Regions from separate parts of the Mus musculus genome. Here region 2 is linked to region 1. A link is a loop called in an ENCODE intact Hi-C map of the cell type or tissue named here. Cell type or tissue: left cerebral cortex. All regions are shown on one strand.

Evidence for each region. Hi-C counts contacts between places; a loop is a spot of excess contacts. Peaks named below come from ENCODE experiments on the same cell type or tissue, not always from the same donor. Only the 100,000 strongest peaks of a DNase experiment are listed, where the experiment ranks them.
Region 2: a loop joins it to region 1, with 2.1 times the contacts of the local background. A loop is called at or near these places in 2 of 42 quality-filtered maps.

The regions. Positions count from the first base shown.
Region 1 is chr1:90,353,756-90,361,755 of GRCm38, reverse strand. The region is part of intron 1 of Gm34992 (a long non-coding RNA gene); the gene reads right to left. Among named protein-coding and RNA genes, the nearest start is that of Gm34992, 20 kb to the right of the region's middle. In left cerebral cortex, no CTCF peak of the experiment used is centred here; a DNase peak (open chromatin) is centred at 4,975.
Region 2 is chr1:90,481,591-90,489,590 of GRCm38, reverse strand. The region is part of intron 1 of Gm28722 (a long non-coding RNA gene); the gene reads left to right. Among named protein-coding and RNA genes, the nearest start is that of Gm28722, 18 kb to the left of the region's middle. In left cerebral cortex, no CTCF peak of the experiment used is centred here; DNase peaks (open chromatin) are centred at 416, 1,450 and 3,073; H3K27ac peaks cover 1,234 bases.

The DNA.
Region 1 (8,000 bases):
CTGTCACCTGCTCTCATGGCACAGACCTCAAGGTCAACAGAAAAGTATTCTTAGGGAGCAGCAGATGTGAGCCCATTGAGATGACATAGTAGTCCTCAGAAAGAGGAGTATTCCTGAGGTCTGATGTACAGAGAGAACCATAGGCTAAAACCTCACATGTACACCAGACCACTGTGGACGTCAAGTGTGGAAGGTTCTCAAATACTAGCTGTGGCTCCTCCATGTGATCCATCTACACTGCTCCTGGTATTTATCCAGAAGACCACACGTCAGGATATCACAGAGATCCTTGTTTATCAGTGTTTACCACAGCAGTCCTTGCAGGAGCTGAGTTATAGGCCCAACCTAGGTGTCTAATAACAAAGGAAACTTGGTCTCTTGGCTAAGGAAAATGTGGAAACCAATATTATCTGAGACAATCACACTAAATGAATTAAGTCAGTCTCAGAAAAAAAAAATGAAAATTATGTTACCTCTCACATGTAGGTCCTAGATTTTATGCAGATACATAAGAACATGTATATTAACATGAAAGTAGACATGATATTACTGGCTGTCTATGAAGACTGACGGTGGGAAGGAGAGGAGAGAGGGCAGCAAGGGGTTTGTGTTTGTGCTCAACACACAGAAGATTCACATTAAAAACCATGACCCAGCATCCTCCACAGCTGGCAGTATGTCACTCAACTCATTAGCTAGCTGAGTAGGGTAACAGCTCTGTGAGAATCTTTGAGCTTTTTCTTTTATGATTTCTGTGACTGCAGGCCAGCACACAGATGTGAGAATGCAATATCCCTGTGTGTTTGTGACCAGCTCTTTTCCACCTGTGATATACCTCGCTGAGATGTCTCAGGAGATCTCGATTATTAGAGGCAATTACTAGGAGGACGATTATTAGGCTTTTTCTCAGAACCAACACCCGTGGGTTGACCAGATGACTAATAAAGCAGTTAACAGCAGAACTGTAGTACCTGCCAACCACCTATCAAGGCCTCTTGATAGACTGTGTGAAATGACTGTTGCTGCTCCCAGCCACCCTCTGATGGTTTTAGTGTTGGGAGGAAACCTAGAGACCACTGATGGCCAGGAATGTCTCTGAGAGGCCCCCTATCTAAGGGTATTCCAGAGCGTGGGTCCCTCAGCTTAAATCCCTCTGTCTTGACCTATTCACCCTCAGATGCAAAAAGCAGCATCTGGTTTGCCAAGAACACATTCAAACACATTTTCTAAAGGAAAAGTGATGTTGAAATATCTGCAAGCTTGGCAAGCTATCAAAGACTGTTGGGAGCAGAGACCCTTCTAGAATACCATACCTAAAGGGTCCCAATCAAGGAGGAAGCAAAAAAATCTTCATTTCCAGGTTTATCTCGGTTGTCTGAAGTGGTTAAAGCAAGCACATGTTACTTCGAAAACCCAAGGAGAAAGGAGTACATACTCTGAAGGTGACAACATTGTGGGCTGGCTTCAGACACTGGGTGTGAGCGTCCCAGGGGCACATTCATTACAGTATCTATTGGAGAACATGGCTGGGGAGAATTTGAATATCAGATTTCATGTGAACAGATGTTAAAACTAATGAAATAATATTTGTCCTGGCAACTTCCCCAAGGATAAACATGATTACTGATTAAAAAGACAGGGTGTCAGACTATAAGTCCTGGGCCTGCTGAAGCAGAAGGCCTGACCAGAAGACCTAGCTTCTCCCAGATTCCCCTTGCAGGCAGAGAGAAATGTATAGAACTCAAGGCTGCGGCTGGTTCTCAAGAAGAAACCAAAGATGTGGCTTAAGCTCCAAAACATGGCTCTGAAGTGGCCATAGGTGAAGACTGAAGTGATGGAAACAGCTCTAGCTGTTAGACACCCAACTTAGGTTGAAACTGCATCCCTGCTGTGGGAGAATAAGGGGTAGGACCCAGTGGTTGGTTTTAGCGTTGACTAGACCAGGATGGTGATGGTTGATTGTCATCTTAACAAGATCTGAAATCCCCTAGGAGGCAAGTCTCCAAGCACATCCGTGGGGGATTATTTAGTCTCTGCGCATGTCTGTGAGGAGTTATGTTGATTAGGTTAATTGAAGTGGGATGACCTAGCTTAACAATGGGGGGCACCATTCCCTAGGCCTGAGTCCTACACTGAATAAAAAAAGGGAGAAAGGAGGCTGAGTGTCAGCATTCAGGGGATGTAATGTCTCGAGCTGTTTCTAATTCCCTCTGTTTTTATTTCTCCAGGAGAAACCTATCCTTAAGTTGCTTGCTTTAGTCAGGCTATTTTAATCCAGCAAGAAAGTAAGACAGCCAAGAATGGATTAAGTCACTCATGGACTACTCATTCTCTCTCTCTCTCTCTCTCTCTCTCTCTCTCTCTCTCTCTCTCTCTCTCTCTCTCTCTCTCTCATGTTCTTTATACCTTGACTACAGCAGAGGCCTCAGCAGATGACTGTCACGGACTTCCTGGCCTTCAGAACCAACCCTTAGCCAAGTAACTCATTCTTTATGAATTACCTAACCTCCCCAACCAGAGAGAGGCATTTATAGCAGGCTCATGGCAACCGTTTTGTCCTAGGTGCATGCAGTGTGGCTGACCTTAGCAGACACTCTGCCCAGCTGGAGCCTGCTGGGACTCTCCCAGAACTTGAGTATACATAGTCCTGTCCCCAGAAGACTTCTGTGAGCCTGTGGGGGGTGGTGGTGGGGTGGACCTTAGAGTGTGCAGAGAAGAACCCAAGGGCAGTGTCATTCTTAGAAAGTTAACTTAAGTTCCACCAAATGTCTGGAAAGGGAACTTGGGAGACAGCTTGGTTTTGCCACAGAAGAACGAGGACCTGAGTTTAATGCCTAGAACTTATATTCAAAACAAAAACAAAACAAGAAGAAAGTCCATGCAGATATAGATATGGTGGTGTGCATCTATTATGCCCGGGCTAGGGAAGCATAGGCAGGAGGATACTCGGGGTTCACCAGCCAGACACCCTAGCCTCAGTGAGCACAAGCCAGTGAGAGACACTGTCCCAACAAAGTGAGTGACTTTGGAGGATGATGTCAACTCATGATGACCTTGGGCCTCCACAGACAACACATATGCATGTAGACTGGCACATATGCAACAGACACACACATACACAGACCACACACACACACATATATATATATATATATACATATATATATATATACACTATATACCACATACATACACACACACACACTATATATCACATACACACATAATACATACCACATCACACACACATACACACACCACATACCACAGACATGCATATGCACACACTCCACACACATACATACCACAGACATGCGCACACACACAACACACACTACATACCACACACACACACCACCACCACCACCACCACTACACACAATACATACACACATACACATGCCACATTCATTCCATATATACTACATATCACACACACCACACATGCACACATACACACACATATACACACAGTATATATCACACACAAACAATACATACAAGACCACAGAACAGACATGCAAACACATACATACCACCACACACACAATACACACACACATATATACCACTGTCACACATCATACATACTACATATCACACACATTACACGCACACACACATATACACACACCACATACCACAGACATGTATACAATACACACACACATACCATATACCAAAGACATGTATACACATACACCACACACCACATACCATACACACACACACACACACACACATACACACACATACATGGACACATGCACACATGCACACATGCCTAAGAAAAGAGTTCCTGGCTGTGACACTGAAAACATGAAATTGTAAGAGGATGCTAGGATGTTTGCAATCTTTCCTGACTATGTCAACATTCCTCGGCTCCGCAGCTTCTTCTCTGTGGCTATTTTCTCCATCACTGGGAATAGACATGAAATGTGCCCTTTGTCTAAAATTCTCTAATTTAGAGTTATAATTGTTTTGTTTGTTTGGTTGGTTTGGGGATTTTTTTTTGAGGTGCCAATATAACTGTTTCTATAATTGCTGTTGAGAGCTCATTGGATTCCAAGAACCCTCTAAACTTCAAACAGAAAAAAGAAACCCTTGCCTGAGAGCATATAAGTTGCTACAGCTGTTCTCTCTAAAAATGCCTGTGACTTGTTTTTCCAGAAGAGGAAAGTGCAATACACTTTTTAAAGAGCCTAGAACTCTCATAAAAATAGCTACTTTTGTCAACATGGTTTTATTGGGTTATGAGAAAAACAAGAAAGCCATTATTTCCATGTCTTAAATGCTCAAGTAATTTATGTCCTCCACAGTACTGCCCATTAAAGCACAGGTATGAAACAGTGTTGCCAGAGACATGAGCACAGGGAGAAAATGCTCACCGTGTGATGCTGACTGAAGGCAAGCAAAAGAAAAGCTGCCCACATAGAGTCCTTGAGATCCAGATAATAATATCATTTTAAGTGTCAGCACAATTTACCAAACCTGTGCTGTGTGCCAGATTATCAGGTACAAGGTAGCACTTGTTTACATCAAATCTCTACAGGACAGGAAGGTGTTATTCTCATTTTCTAGATGAGAAAACGGGTTTTGGGGGAGCCAAAAATCTTCTCTTATTTGGAAAAACCCGTGTTGGAACTTTGTACCCCTCAAAATTCCCAAACCAGAAGCACCAGCATCTCCTGGCAGCACCAGCACCTCCTGACAGTACCAGCATCTCCTGACAGCACCAGCATCTCCTGACAGCACCAGCATCTCCTGACAGCACCAGCATCCCCTGACACTCAGACCCACGCTGACCTCAAAGCATGGATTTTCACCTGCTGCCCAGGCAACTTGCACACACATTCAGCTTCAAGCAACATTCCAGTTCTAAGCTACTCTAGGAAGAGGAAGAACCCTGCATCTGACTGTTAGTGGTGATCAGCTGTGATTTTAATCATCTCATTTGCACTTTTCTGTATTTGGCAAACAGCTTCCATCATATGTTCTGTCTATAATAAGAGAAGCATTGAAACGAGTGAACCAGCTAGACTTGTTGACGCAACAGTATGTAGCTCTATAAAAATCTTACATGGGAGCCAATTCTTTCTCTCCATCCCTTCCACCACCAGCAGCAGCTGCAGATTTAGGAAGCTCAATTACAATGTTCAGTATAAACAGGAAAGGGTTAATCTACCCTGGGGATGATGCCACCGTCAGGGAGTTACCTGGTACAGATTTTTTTTTTCTCGTTCCAGATGGTTGTGAGCCACCATGTGGTTGCTGTGATTCGAACTCCAGACCTTCGGAAGAGCAGTTGGGTGCTCTTACCCACTGAGCCATTGGCACAGATGGTTAAAGAAGCCTGGTGTTCACCCACCTGGACAATCGGCTGATCAGGGCAGCCAGTGTGTATGCCCTCTTCGGGGCCAGCTGTCCCTTCCCAGGCGGCTCCACTGTGAGGCCACAGACTGGAGTGACAGGAATTTCACTGTTTCCTCCAGTTGGTTCAGGCAATGAGCTGCTGAGAGAGTGAGAGGGTGGGCCACGGTGGGCATCCGTGAGAGGACTAACAGCACTGTTACAGCCTGATGCTAGAAGCCTGGCCCTCTAGAGCCACTGATCCATACCTTCTCTCTGCCCTGTATGACAAAAAAAAAAGATTCCTGATGATGAGAGAGATCAAACTCTGTCCCATCAGCCTCCCCATGCTGTTCTCGGCTACCGTTCCACATTCATCAAAGCATGCCAGGAAGTGATGTCCTTGTAAATCCACCTTAGGTCTGATGGGGTCCCCAACTTGTCTGAGTATCATCTCCTTTCCTTGATGACCAAAGAAGAGTCAATAGGAATCCTTATGACAGAGAAAAGGGCCAGCCAGGCTTCTCTAGACCCAATATCAGGACTGTGACTGACTGGTCATTCGCCTGCTACAAAGACCCTTGAGGAGGTTTTGCTTTGGGTGTAAGTGTTCCTGGGCCTCTCCAGGAGATGGTGTTTTAAAGATGAGGAATTTAGAAGTGGCCCTGATTTTCTTTCTGTGCCAAATGAAGGTCATTTCAGCAAGGGGATGTCCGGGATATAGTGTGACTCCCAACTGGGTTGTCCATTCCCAACATCTGGTACCCCATGGGCTCCCCAGAATGTGATCAGCTCTTCTTTGGAGATTCCAGGCAGTGTGCCCATGTGAATGGCTTACATGGGCAGTGCAGCATGAACCATGCACAAGAGGGCCCAGGGCAGTAGAAAATCAAGAGACAGGAGGTTATCAAAGAATAGTCTGGAATTACAACCCAAGGTACCTGTTTCTGTCACTTGTGGTGATAGCAAAACCAAGTGGCCCTCAGAGGAAAGATGTGCAGGCCGGTTGCTTGTTTCTAGGAACCTATGTTAAGGTGTTCCCTAAATTGCAGGGTGATTGGGAGCATAGGGGATTTGTAAGGTTGCAAAGACCCAAGGTAACAGCCATATAAAGTAGGGAAGGGACTACAGATGCATCCACATGTCAGGGGCCTGGGTCAGGGCTGGGGTGGGGTATGGGGATAAGACGTCCCAGAGAGCTTGGTAGGTTCTGCATAGTGATACTGATATTTTGATTTCATGCTCTTGGCCCAGTACTTGTTAGAGCAGCCCTAAGATGGGGCTGAAGGTGCCAAGGAGAGATTTGAGTATCTTATTTATTCTCCAAATGGTAGGAGCTAGTGAGATGGCTCAATGGGTAAAAATAAACAAACAGACAAACCAACAACCCACAAACGCTTGATCACCTGAGATCAGTTCCTAGAATCCATTTGAAAGCCAGATGTGGGGGGGTCCCCTCATCTCATTATAGCAAGAGTGGAGGGGGATGTCAGTTCCTGACAGTTGTCTTCTGAGCTCCACTCACACACATACACCACGCATATACACAGTGGTAACAGATGAAAATAAAGCATCTATAAAAGGTTTATAAAAAGAAAATAAAAATGAGAAAAGAAAGGAAGGGAGGAAGGAAGGAAGGAAGGAAGGAAGGAAGGAAGGAAGGAAGGAAGGAAGAAAGGAAGGAAGGAAGGAAGACAGGCAGGCAGGCAGGCAGACAGACAAATAGACAGACAGACAGACAGACAGACAGACAGACATAAAAAGGGAGTAGCCAAGGAGAGAAAGACTTGAAACAGATAGGAGGGGCCCAACTGTCAAGAAGGCAGACATTGGTCCCGCTGAGCAGAGACTCCAAAGTAGTAGTTCCAAAAGAAAATTCTGCCCATCCCAACTCCTCCAACTCCACTACCTCTTTCCCCAACCCCAGGTCCTTGTTATCTTTCTCCTTCCTTCCTATAAGCTATACTCCAGGACAGGACTGAAGCAGAGGAGACACCTGAATACTTTGTGGTTGGGCCAGCTAGATTGATAGCTCATCCTTTAAGGAGTCCCAGACTAACAGCTGGATGATACCGTATCCATTGGTCTCTGGGAACCAATAAAGGAGTTCTAAAATCTCTGTCTGTCTCTCTCTGTGTGTGTCCTCTCTCTGTGTGTATCTGTCTCTGTCTGCCTCTCTCTCTCTCTCTCTCTCTCTCTCTCTCTCTCTGCCTCTCTCTCTCTCTGTCTGCCTCTCCCTCTCTCTGTCTGCCTCTCTCTCTGTCTGCCTCTCTCTCTCTGTCTGCCTCTCTCTCTCTCTCCCTGAACCTCACTCTCTGTGGTTCCTGAATTTCATTCTTCAGATTTGCAAGAAAAACAAACAAACAACCCTGAAATCTGAATTACAGTTGAGAATGGCTTTGGTGGCTTCATTAGTTTGAATGAGATGTCCCCCATAAGTCTCAGATCTTTGAATACCTGATCCTAGGGAAGTCTCACTTTTGTTTTCTCCTGATTCAACTAACCAGTTTCCAGAGAGAGAGAAAAAGACATATGACCACTGTAATCCAGCCCCGAGATGGGCAGGGAGCTTTTAACATCAAAACCCATCTTAGGCATCCCTAGTGGTGTTATGGTCTGACCAGCTTTGATGGGCCCAAGTTCCTGCCAGA
Region 2 (8,000 bases), 130 kb before region 1:
AGCTGCTCTGGGTAGACCCAGCCTGATAGTAAGCATGCTACTTCACGGCTTTATGCTGAAGAGTGTGGAGAAAAAGAAAAGAGCAGAGGAAGCTAGCTAAGGACCAGTCTGCTGGATTCACTTCTCTCTGCTCTCAACTGTGGACATGATTAGCCGTAGAAGTTCCCGCTGCCTTGACTTCCCCACAATGGAGGACTTCAACCCGGAATTGTAGGCTGAAATCAATGCCATTTCTCTGCTAAGTTGCTTTGTGTTGCAGTATCTTACCATAGCAACAGAAATGAAACTAGAACAAACAACTGTCCTCCCTGTGCAGCCAACTCTGCTCTCCTAGAGCTCTCTTTAAATCTCACCAGACATGAGATTTAAAGGATGTTGAGGTGGGCAGCCCTAGGCATTGAGGGGGTGGGGCATGGTTGGGTGGAGGTGTGGGTGTGGGTGTGGTGGAAGCCCAATAGAAGTGCTAATCTAGCTAAACATGAGTTGAATATAGTAATCCCCGCCTCTTCAGGTCTCTGTAACCCTGGAAACACTCCTCTCCCTTTCTAAAGGAAGGGAGAAATTGAGCTAACCCTCACCCAAGCTAGGGATCTACATGGAGAGCAGGGTTTTGTGTGTGACTCAGCCAACTGGGTCACCCTCATGCCTGGGAGAACTTTGATAGTCATCACAAGCTATGATCCCCATGAACCAAGTCAACCAAGTCAAAAGAAAACATTTTACTGGGGGCTTGCTTATAGTTTTGGAAGTTTAGTACAATATCTTTATGACAGGGAGCATGGTGGCACACAGGCAGACACAGGTGCTGAGAGTTTTACATCTGGATCTAGGGGCAGCAGGAGGAAAGAAAGCCACTGGGCCTGCCCTAGGCTTCTGAAACCTCAAAGCCCACCCCAAGTGACATATTTCATCCAACAAGGCCACACCTCATAATGCCTCTCCAGTAGTGCCATTTTCTAAGGGGCACACACTCAAATATATAACCATGTTCGATCAATCACACAAGCTTTCAGACTTAGTCACTGTTTGATTGCTGTGAAGAGACACCATGACCAAGGCAACTCTTCAAAAAAGAAAGCATGCAGTTGGGGGGCTGCTTACAGTTTTAGAGAGTCAGCCCATGCATCATGGTATGAAGCAGACAGGTAGGGCACCAGAACAGGAGCTGGGAGTTTTACATCCCGATCCACAGGCACAGTGAGGAAATACTGGATGAAAGCAAGAGTGAAAAATAGCAGGGCAAGCTTCAAGTTCTGCACCCCTGTATCTGATGCCAAAGCGTTCTTTAAATCTCCCATTCCCTCCAGCTTTGTTGACACACTTTTCTCTCTTGGGGCCAGTTCCACATGCTGTTTGCAGCTCTCTCTGGCAGGTATCCCATGCCAAGGACATCTTTAGCATCATGGGTCTCAATGCAATTCCGACTTCCCCTTCACAGCTGCAAGCAGTGGCTTTTCTGGGCCTCCGTGCAGGGATGCCCCTAACATAAGCCTGGCCTCATCAGCTTTTCTTAACAGTGAAGAAAGATTCCAAAACCTCTTTCCTGTATCCTTTGTAACTAAATTCAGAACCACATAGCTGAAGCTGCCAAATTCTTCTGCTTGTTAGGACTGGAACCTGGGCCCCTCCTTGAATTACATTTGCATAAGCTTCTCCTGTTGATAGTTTTCTTTGCTGCTTAAAATGATTTTCTTTAATTCCTTCTTACAGGTTGGAAGCTTAGCTGGGTGGGGTCTTTCCCTGAGGGCACCACCATTCTGTATTTCATTTTAAATTAGATTTTTCTCTAAACTCTAATCTCCTTGAGCGTATGACTTAGTCCCAGTATTACATTTCCTGGTGCTCTCTTTCTCCTCAAGATGTACATTTTGTATTTCCCTATTGACACCGTCAATATTAGTGTCTTAAAAATCCCCTGTCAATGATGCCAGTCCAAAACTCTTTAATTTAGCCTCGGGGAGTCTTTAGACAAGCAGCTACATTCTTTGCCAAAATATCATGAGAATGTTCTCTATGCCAGCTGCTAATATTTTTTCCCCTTTGAATCTCTTAAGAGCCACAGGACTCTACAGTATAAATCATACTCAGCACTACCATCTTTCATGCTTCTGTTAGTGTGGCCCACTAAGCCCTGCTTAAAACATTCAAGTAGTTTCTAATACAAAGTCCTAAAGCCTTCCATATTCTTCTGAGAAACAGAAAGGCCAACTCTTTCACAGCAATATCCCACTCCTGGCACCAATTTCTGTCTCAGTTACTATTCTATTGCTATGAAAAGGCACCATGACCAAGGCAATTCTTATAAGAGAAAGCATTTAGTTGGAGGATTTTGAGGCTTAGTCCATGATCATCATGGTGTGAAGTAGACAGGAATGGCACTGGAGCAGTAGCTGAGAGTCTTACATTCTGATCCATAGTCAAAGAAAAAGACTGGCCCTGGCATGGGCTTTTGAAACCTCAAAGCCCACTCTCAGTGACACAACTCCTCCAACAAAGTTACATCTCCTCCAGCAAGGCCACACCTCCTCTAACAAGGCCACACCTCCTCCAAGAAGGCCACACCTCTTCTAACAAGGCCATGCCTCTTAATCCCTCCCAAATAGTTCCCCTAACTGGAGACTAAACATTCTAACATTTGGACCTATGGGAGCTATTCTATTCAAACCAGTATACCTTCCCTCACAAGTGGGAGGAAGAGGGCATGTGTGCTATAAGCACCATCTGAAAGAGCAGCGTGGGGAGGGAATCCTGCCCATACTTGGGTGGGCTCACCATATCCTGGGCATGTTCCTTTAACAGCACAGCAAGGCGTTCTTCAGAGCTGTCCACCTGGCCTTGCCCCAGCCCCTCCTGTCTGCATTACTGGTGGCCTTCTGGGATGGGTGGAGGGAGATTTGCCAAGCCTCCCATAGACCATATGCTAACTGTTCCGCATGTGGTAAATTCATGAGGAAGTGGCTAATTAATCACTAGAAAGTTCTTCCCAAACAAATCTACAAAAGAGCAAGAATCATACAATGCCCCCGTGGCTGTACTCAGTTCAGCTGTTCCTGGTGCTGAGCAGATGGCTTCGGCCAGGGACAATGTGACTGTTTGAAATAGCCCAGCCGACTGTTTATTATCGGCGCCTATGATGATTAGACACCATGATTCACCCACATGGACGGATGTCATCCGCTTGAATAATGAGGCACATTTGTCTATAAGCACGGCTGGTTGGTACGTGGTGATGTTATGCTAAAAGATTCCTATGCAGTAGAATGGGGGCTGGGTAGCGGGTAAAGGGTGCTAACTCTACAAGGCAAATGCAACTTTGAGATATTTTCGTTTTCACGGTTACCTTAAAAGCCTGACACAGATCCCTGCTCCTTGTCTGAAGTTGTCATGTTCTCATATTCCTGTATCCAGCCTTCGAAGAAGAAGGAGGAGGAGGAGGAGGAGGAAAAGGAAAGGGAGGAGGATGGAGATGGAGAAGGGGATGGGGGTAGGTAGGGGAAGGGGGAGGGGGAGAGGGAGGAGGAGGAGGAGAAGGAGAAAGCACACACAAACAAAAAACTCCCCAAAACAAAAATCCCTGAAATCATCCTTCAACAAGACTGACCAGGGCACCCTAGTACACAATGCAGACTTCAACCAACACACATAGCCACACAGAAACTATGAACACCATGTCCGAAGGACAGAAGTCAGAAGTGATGTGCACTGTGATCTGGCTGGTGACATTGCCTCAGGTGACCTGGATTTCCATCTGATGTCCCAGTGAAGGCCACTGATGTAATGATTTTAAAGAGCAGCGGTTTGTTTAGCTCATGATGCTGGAAGCTGTGAAGTTCCAAGAGCTCATGAGAGTTCAGTGCTCACCCTCTGCAGGGGCTGCACACTGTGCCTTACCACAGCTTAGAGGAAACATCACAGGTGAGACATAGCCAGGGGACCAGCAGGTCTCCCTTCTTACAAAGCCACTAGTACCATCACCGTGCCCATTGTCAAGACCTCTTCTGTTCCTGATTCTGTCCAAATACCACTACATGCGACCATGTTTGCAACACTGAGGGGAACTTTCAAGCTACAACACACAGATACGAATATTCAGCAATCAAGCTGGTGAATGGTAAATGATGGGGGCCTCCAACCCACTGTTGGAGGGGAAACATGGAAATGAGCAAGATGTGTGGATGACCCACCGATACAGGGTCAGAGCTGGAAATGGCACTATGAACTCAGATGTAAGCTGTGGAGACAGACACATACAACTAGGAATGAGAACTGACTCATTGTGGTGGTTACAAGTTCTTCCAGGAGGAGGAGCCTGGTTCTAATGTCATTTTATGATAAAAGGAAATCAAAACTTCACCTGAGAATTGTCTGACATGTAACAAGAAAGATTGGACTCATCAAGTATTTATCTGCCACACATACCAGTACACCAAGAACACAGTTGAACATACCACATGCACCTCAGTAAGTGTTTGCATGGTCTTTGACTGGGGCCCCTACCTGGCAGATCTGAGGGGAATAGACAGAATATCCTGTGGTTCATGAGTACTCTCTTCTCAGCCTCATTTTGGATGGCCATCTTTCCTCCTCAGTCGGAGCCATACATGTGACTGGCGGGACAGATGGGTCTATGGTGTGTGATGTTGTGTGGAAGTAGCTTACAGTCTTGGTGGAAGAGATGGGGAGGAGGCATCTGAGACTGTAATGAGTGATGAAAAGACTTTCACTAGTCTTCCAATCATTCACTGGCGGCACAAACACCTGCTGTGTTGCCCTGTGTAATTGGCATGATAGGAAACACATATGGAATGATGGATGAAACTGAAGTGCACAACTTAAAAGGGAATTGGTTGGGGCATGATCTGAGATGATGATCCTCAAACAAAATGGAGCGAGACTAAATGACAGATTTGACAATGAAAGTGCAATTACGGGAGACCACTTGTCCTTTGAAAGGAAGCACCCCTTGCTGTGTTTTGCTGTCTATAAAGCTGCCTTAGAAACAGCAATAGTAACCCTGGTACAAAGCCACCTAGCCAGGTAGGTATCCCAGATCCTTAAATGGTCAATCTCAGCTTGAAAATACATTGCATTAAATGTTGAAAACTGATACTTTTGATTGGGATTTGTTTAAGGATGACAATTCAGATTATAGGTGCACCAACCATCAGAAGGATGCAAGGAGGGTCCTGCTAGGAACAGTTCCAACCAGCAATAAAAGAACCTATCCCACAAAGAGGGCAAGCCACCAGTGCTGGGTGATAATGCCATCCTTGGGTGGGTACAACCACAACCTGTTTTGATAGCTGTTGGTGGGGCTGTTCCAATGACTTCCGGTGAAGCCTTGCTTCTGTCTCATACAGCTTTAGAGGGGCAGCCAAGGCAAACTATGCCTTGGCTCAACCTTCGAAGGATCATTTCGACAAAAGCCATGGAGAGGAGGAGCTATGTCCAGCCTGGATACCTCCCCTACTCCCCTGAGTTCAATCACTGGATAGTCAGGACTTACAGAAGCCAGGAAGCAGACAAGCAGAGTACTAGGGAGTGACAAAGCCCCCATCCTTGGGGCTGTCTACTTAAGGGCAGAGGTGGGCTGGTATTTCCTCACTGATTGCCAATCTCCATGCTTCACAATACAGGAGCAGACACACTAGAATTTGAGGGTTATGTGGGGTAGTAATGACTGAGTATATCCTTGATTTTATGACTTTAGTGAACTCTCAACAGTCATGGAGTCTGTAGGTCCTGGTTGCCCTGTTGGGCATTGTACATACCGGCTACTGCTTCCAAACATGTATCTATAGAAACAGCCTTCCTCATCCCCAACAAGAGCTCAAGTCAAGGAGGCTTTCTCTTCAGTCCTAGCCAGCCTCCAGAACATTTCTCAGATGATTTATTAGGTCTTCTCTCAGGCATTGCCACAGCCCTCATGGCCTGCTCGGTATTCCTCAGGTGGAGGTGGCTCTGTGATTACTGGCTAGATCAAGTCACCCTCAGCTACAAAGCTGTGTGTATGCAGATGGCTCTACTCATCATGATGAACCCTTAGCAGTCAGGGACTATCTGTGGTACTCGGAAAGCATAGCACAGGCTGGTTCAGAGAGTCACCACTTACAGCATGTCTAACTTACACAATCCTGCCATCTTGTCCTCATCTTCCTTCTCTCTGGTCCTCCTGACTCAGAAAAGCAACCACTGTTCATGGGGTGACCCATGCAGGGGGGGAGGGAGAGAAAGACTGCAGGTTCACTGCCCATGCTCATGCCTGTCCTTCTGCATGTTTAGACTGTGGGACTCCCCAGACCCCAGGCTAGAATGCCAACCTCGGTGTCTTTTTGTTCAGCATGAAGCTTGCACGTGGCAGATACCAAGCTAAGGTTTGTGCCACCAGGGAATGACTGGAAGATGAATGAAAGTCTTTCCATCACTCATTGCAATCTCAGATGCCTCCTCTCCATCTCTTCCACCAAGACTGTAAGCTACTTCCACACAGCATCACACACCATAGACCCATCTGTCCCGCCAGTCACATGTATGGCTCCGACTGAGGAGGAAAGATGGCCATCCAAAATGAGGCTGAGAAGAGAGTACTCATGAACCACAGGGTAATCTGTCCATTCTTCTCAGATCTGCTAGGTAGGGGCCCCAGTCAAAGACCATGCAAGCACTTACTTAGTAACTTCCATACATGTGTGTGTGTTTGCTTGGGTTTTGACAAGCTTGACCTGGTCTTGAACTTGCTGTGTAGCTGAGGATGGCCTTGAACTTCTGATCCTCTTGCCTCTACTTTGGACATGTGCCTTCAAACCTGGCTGATTTTGTGTGTCTCCCCTAAAGCCAGAACCTGAAAAAAACTGAAGAGGACCACACAGGGGACTCACCAGGGCATTCTCTCTATGTGTGATCGACCCAGTTCAGCAGCTGTTCAGAGAGCCATTGATCTCCACCAGAAAGAGTCTTAGTAAGTGCAGGCAAGGAAAGGATCCCAATGGAAAGACCAAAGAATGAGGAGATGAGAGGGCCACCCAGATCTGTCTACATGCGTGTGGCAGGGTTGCAGAGCCCCTAACCTCATCCCAAGAGTCTACTTATGCCTAGACTAGGAATCCATTCTCCCATCCCAGATGTCTTCAGGTATCTGATAGATGTTAAACACAGTGGCTGCCAGTGGACAGTTGGTCCAGAGAGGGGCTAGGAGCGGGACTGGTTTGGTAGCCTATTTCTAACCAGATCATTAATTCACCCAACAAATATTTATTGACCAGAAAATGGCTACTTGGAGAGCTACTTGGACTTGAAATCTCTCCGTATATCAATTCTCAGACTCTCTCTCTCTCTCTCTCTCCTTCGCCCCCCCCCCCAAGAAAAGATTCTTGGGGTTTACAGTTGACCTGGGAGGGAAGATTGCAAGTTGGCAGCTATAAAGGAATGCTCCAACTCTGCACATAGTAGGAGGGACCCAAGAGCATGGAGAAAGCTGATTGCCTGAGGGGGGGGGGATGACAGCTCAGGGGACCACACCTCAGAGGCCCTCAATTCCGAGGAAATGGACTGTTTTACTGTAGCGGAGCTCTAGTGTTCTACAAGGCTGTAATGGAATAATGGCTGCAGATTCCTGGCTGCCTCATTTCCCAGCGATCCTGTGTCTTTCTCAGCTGTTTCTGGTGAGCCTGTAACATGGCAGCCTCTCGAGTTTCTTTCCTTGGCCCTTTGTGACTTGATCCTCCTGATTAATGGTTCCCTGTCTGCCCTACAGAGTTTAGCAGCAGACATGACTGTGCTGTTCTGGATTAGCAAACCAAACAACAGAACTTCATTAAAGCTCTGCCTAACTGAAATGTAGATTCTGAGCAAGACTCCGGGGGTAAAGACCAGGGGCTTTGGGATATCTGTATTGTTCAATGTCTCACCTTCCCTCTCTTTCCCTACCAGGGTCCTACCAGGTAGGAAGACTGTCTGAATAACAGAGGGATGACAGACTTCATATTTCCCTACAGTAAGAA